2 separate regions of the Homo sapiens genome follow, and region 1 is linked to region 2. Evidence: chromatin loops called from intact Hi-C (ENCODE). Cell type or tissue: B cell. All regions are shown on one strand. Region 1 holds the start of SETD1A (SET domain containing 1A, histone lysine methyltransferase). Region 2 holds the start of CTF1 (cardiotrophin 1).

Region 1 (2,500 bases), 60 kb before region 2:
GAAGGATCAGGACTTGGGGCCTGACTCCCCTGCCTTTCCTCATTGGCTAGCCCCGATTCCAGGTTCTCCCATCACTCCAGTTTCCAACCCTCACCCTGACCCGGGGCTCCCCCGGATTCTCCCCCAAGTACCCTCTGTTTCGCCACAACAACCCAGCCTCTTTCCACCTCCCAACTCTACTGTCAGGCCCCCAGGCCCGTCTCGAGCCCCCTTACCTTCCCGCTCTCCCTAGCGCGCGCCCCACTTGGCCTCGGAGCAAGACCCCTCCCCCGCCCCCTGCAGGCCCCGCCCCCTCCCGCCTCCTCACCGGCCAGCGGCCCGGGCCGAGCCCGGCCACGGCTCCCACACACCCGCTCTCCTCCCCGCGCCCCGATCCTCCGGCCGAAAGGTGGCACCTCTTCGGGGCGTTGGAAACACCGCGAGACCGAGCCCGAGACCCGGCTTCGACCCCGAATCCGGGCGGGGGGGTGGGGGGAACGTGCACCGCTGCCCTCTCCTCCCGCCCCGGCGCGTTCTGCACCCCCCCCAGCAGGTCTCCGCGCACGCGCGCCGCGCGGCCCCACTCACCCGCTCCCGGCGAGCGGCTCCCCCTCCCCCCACCTCGCGCGGCACCTCAGCGGCGCGAGGCGGCGGCAGCGGCAGCGCGAGACCCGGCCCCGCAGCGGTGGCGGCGGCGGCGCCCCCCCACCACCACCTCCCCGGCGCGCGCACCAAACACCACTGCCACCTGCGCGAGGCCCAGCGGGCACAGGGTCTGCATTCGCACTTTCGCCACAGGCGCTGCCGGGGGACCCACGGGGCCGAGGGTAGCGGCTTCGCCTCGGCCGGCGCCCTGGGAGGCTCGGAAGTTGCGGCCCAGGGAGCTTGGAGATTGGCCGCATCCCCCGGAGAGTCGGCTTCGCCACGACGATCTAGATGCTGCGGCCCGGGACCTTGACGAATCGGCGGCGACGAAAGCTGCGACTAGTCCCTGAGGAAAAGGGGCGGGGCGGAGGGGAGGAGGCCAGCCAGCGCTGGGGAACCTTCAGTGGCGCGTTCTGCAGACGCAGATTCACCGGGCGGGCGGGGCGAATCGCTGGACAGGATGCGCGCCGCTTTGCTTCTCTTCCCCGTCCCTTCCTTGCACTGCCAAATTCTGAGAGGCTGCAGATTCGCCACTGTTCCCGGCCTCAGCCGTAGCCTCCCCTTCATCCGCCTTGGTGGAGTCAAGAAAATAACGGCCCGTTAGCCAATCCCTGCTGGCAGAGTCGACAACTTTTTTTGGATTTTTCTTACTGGCCCAAGTGAGAGAATAGCCCGCTTCTGTCCCTGGGGAAAATGCCTCCAGCCCAGCGCTCCTCTCAGAGTCCGATGAGAATTTTCAGCCGAGTATCGAGGGACCCGAGGAATTCTGAGGATCCGACCTGGCGAATCTGCGGATTCCGCTGTGGGCGGGGCCGAGTCAAGGGGCGGGGCCAGGGCGTGCAGAGCCTGGGACTAGGGGGCGCCTCCGGGAGGACCCACGAGGACTCACCCGGATGGGAGGGACGGCCGGGAGGTGGAAAAACACAACCGTGAGCGGTGACTCAGGCGGTTTGCCCCGCCTCGCACATAAATGCAGGGTACCTTTCCTTCCCGTTATTGCCCTTGGGTGTCTGGCTGCTTAGGATGCCCATTTGCCAGATGGGGAGAGTGAGGCCTGTAGAAGGTGCCCTACTTTGCCGTACTCAAACCCACCATTAGTGGTTAAATCCAGGGACCGCCTCAAGGTTTTCTGATGAGCCTAGTGGGGCCTAAGTGCCCTTAAATGGGCCTTGTAATAATAAACGAGGTCCTACAGGAACGGGACTGGACTGGTGTGTCCTCCTGGCGTCATGGTCCCACTGCCCGCTTCTTTGGCTATGGCGCCCTATGCTCACGGGATGCCTCCGCACAAGGGCAGCAGCGGCCCAGGCCTACCCCTGGAACTCGGGCTGAGGTTTCTGAAGGCTGGGCACCGTTTTGATCCCGTGTGGGCGCAGGCACTCCCAGGAGGTCCCTTTTCCTGAGCTGAGGATGCCCCAAGCTCCTGATATGTGTACATCAGGCCCTCGCTATATGGCCTTGGGCAAGTCATTGACCTAAGTTTCAGAGTCTTCCTTTAAACTTGGATGTCAATTTGTACACATCCGAACAGTGCAGAAAAGACCCTTAGAGCCTGGTTTATGCAAATTCACCATTTTAAGTAATAGGAAAAGGTGGAAGGGAGACTTATCCAAGGTCTCACACCACAAGATAGAAGAAGATTAGGACTCTACAATTTTGAGGGAAATAAGGCTGAAAAAAATAATTTACGTGGAGGCATAGGTGTTGAGATCAGATTCCTTTCTGTTCCAGTTGAAAGGCACTGGTTCCTTTTCTCAAATCAAAGAGAGATTCCCGTGTGAGGGGTAGATAGTCCAAGTTCAGTTTCATGGACTAGCTGTGTGGTTTTGGGCAAGATCTTCAGCCTTCTTGGGCCTGTTTCCTTATCTCTGAAATG
Region 2 (2,500 bases):
TTATTATATAATATATATCGGTTAGGCGTGGTGGCTCACGCCTGTAATCCCAGCACTTTGGGAGCCCGAGATGGGCAGATCACTTGAGGTCAGGAGTTTGAGACCAGCCTGGCCAACATGGTGAAACCCCGTTTCTACTAAAAATACAAAAATTAGCCAGGCATTGGGCTCAGTGGTTCACGCCTTTAATCCCACACTTTGGGAGGATGAGGCGGGCGGATCACTTGAAGTCAGGAGTTCGGGACCATCTGGTGAAACCCTGTCTCTACTAAAAATACAAAAATTAGTCAGGCATGATGGTGGGTGCCTGTAATCCCAGCTACCAGGGGGCCTGAGGCATGAGAATCGCTTGAACCTGGGAGGAGGAGGTTGCATTGAGCTGAGATCAGGTCACTGCACTCCAGCCTGGGTGACAGACCGAGACTTCGTCTCAAAAAAAAAAAAAAAAATTGTCCAGGCGCAGTGGCTCACGCCTGTAATCCTAGCACTTTGGAGGGCTGAGGCAGGTGGATCACGAGGTCAAGAGATCAATACCATCCTAGCCAACATGATGAAACCTCATCTCTACTAAAAATACAAAAAAAAAAAAATTAGCTGGACTTGGTGGCACACGCCTGTAGTCCCAGCTACTTGGGAGGCTGAGGCAGGAGAATTGCTTGAACCCAGGAGGCAGAGGTTGCAGTGAGCCAAGGCCACTGCACTCCAGCCTGGCAACAGAGAAAGACTCCATCCCAAAAGAGAAAGAGAGAGAGAGAGAGAGACGGAGTCTTGCTCTTTCGCCCAGGATGGGGTGCAGTGGTGCAATCTTGGCTCACTGCAGCCTCGACCTCCTGGGCTCAAGCGATCCTCCCGCCTGGGTCTCCTGTGTAGCTGGGACTACAGGCATGCGCCACCATGCCCGGTTAATTTTTGTATTTTTTTGTAGAGACAGGGTTTCGCCATGTTGCCCAGGCTAAAAATGCATAGAATCTTATGGGACCTCCATTGTCTGTGCGGTCCACCTGTTGACCAAATGTTGTTATGCAGTGCATGACTGTACTGCCTCCTCAGTGAAGCCTCCAGAATCACTTCTCCTTTATAAACGAACTCCTTCCTTTGACTTAAGGCCATTTGCATGAGTTCCAGGGTAGCTCTTTTAACGGCTTTTCTGTGTGTATCTGCCTTAGCCTGAGAGCCCTTTGAAGACAGGGCTTACATATTTCTACCTCAGTGACTGCTAGTGGACTTCAACATCATCGAAGTACAGAACTTCATATCAAAATGTGCCTTGAAGGCCCATTTTACAGATAGGGAGACTGACTTCCATTTCCATTTCTCTCCCTGATGCCCCATCCATGCAAGGCGCTGGCCTGGCTAGTCAGCGAATCAAGGTCCGCAAGAGCCAGTGTCTGGCGCCCCGGGAGGGACTCCATTTCCCGAAACGCACAGCGCGCGCCCGATGCGTGCTGGGGAATGTAGTCCTGACCCGGTGCCCCGCCCCCGCCCCACCCCCGAAGTTTCCCAGCACCAGTCGCGATCCTCAGCAGCCCAGACTTTCGTCTCCTGTTGTCACTCACTACTTCCTGTGACTCCAAGACTGCCTTCCCTTACTCTACCCCTTCCTTCAGCCCCCCAGCTCTGATTCTTTCCCGAGACTCAGTGGACGCAGGGGTCCTGCCCCAGCCCCGACCCCAGTCCTCCCCCTGGGTGTACTCGAACCGGTGATCTAAGCCCTGAGCCCAGGTCCCTGAAACCTCAGCCCCAGGCCTCCTCTAAACCCTAGCGCCTGCTGTTTCTCACAACTCACCCGCTCACTCGTTACCTGACACCGGAGCCCTGCCCTTCCCCGCCAAGGCCGCTCCCCTCCCGGACCCGGGGGTGGCGGAAACCCAGACCCCCAGCTCCCAATCCCTCTGACTCCTGCGCCCCTCAGCGACCCGGCGTCCGGTCCCTCAGCCCCTTACCCAGACTTCCCTCCCTCCGGCTCATGCTGGCCCCTGGCTGATCCCGGCTCCCTTCACGCCCCCCTTTCGAGGGGGGAGAAAGGGGAAAGGGCTGGGGGCGTGGCCCGGGCGCAGCCAATCAGAGCCCAGACCCCAAACATTTCATCCTACCCCCCCTTTTGAGACAGGATTCCTTGGCCCTGAGCTCAGCTCCTCGTCCGTGGGGCCTAGTGGGGGAAGGGGCCCGAGGGGGAAGGCAAGTTGTCTGCCGGGTGGACAGGACCTCGGGGCTGGGGGTGTCAGGGCCTGGGAGGCAGCCCAATGTTCTGCCGCGGGCTCAGGCTTGGACCTGAGGCAGCGGCTGCTTTGGGTGTAAAGCTGAGGAGACAGGAGAGGGAACTGCCGGACTGGCAGGACAGGAATGCGCAGGCCCTCTCTCTAGTCTGGGGCGCGGCTTGCGAGGGAGGCTACGATGGGGGCCGTCAGGCTTGGGGCATGTTTGTCCAGACATACATCTCCTGGCCTATCTTAGATGGCTTCCAATCTCATTGTCACACCCACCAGGAGGGAGACAGATA

What was found. A loop is a pair of places that touch in the nucleus more often than their neighbours do. Peaks named below come from ENCODE experiments on the same cell type or tissue, not always from the same donor. Only the 100,000 strongest peaks of a DNase experiment are listed, where the experiment ranks them.
Region 1: it touches region 2 in a loop (13-fold over the local background); 9 of 110 quality-filtered maps call a loop at or near these places.

Annotation. Positions count from the first base shown.
Region 1 is chr16:30,956,192-30,958,691 of GRCh38, reverse strand. SETD1A (SET domain containing 1A, histone lysine methyltransferase) reads right to left here and starts at 938. Exons shown (of 19, transcript NM_014712.3): 1 at 728-938. RefSeq lists silencers at 230-319, 460-679 and enhancers at 1,280-1,409, 867-1,630. In B cell, a CTCF peak has its summit at 1,537; DNase peaks (open chromatin) are centred at 971 and 1,461; H3K4me3 peaks cover 1,857 bases; H3K27ac peaks cover 1,804 bases.
Region 2 is chr16:30,896,112-30,898,611 of GRCh38, reverse strand. CTF1 (cardiotrophin 1) reads right to left here and starts at 1,998. Exons shown (of 3, transcript NM_001330.5): 1 at 1,944-1,998. The coding sequence starts at 1,968. RefSeq lists enhancers at 1,412-1,461, 2,325-2,500. In B cell, CTCF peaks have their summits at 736 and 943; a DNase peak (open chromatin) is centred at 1,431; H3K4me3 peaks cover 1,317 bases; H3K27ac peaks cover 1,278 bases.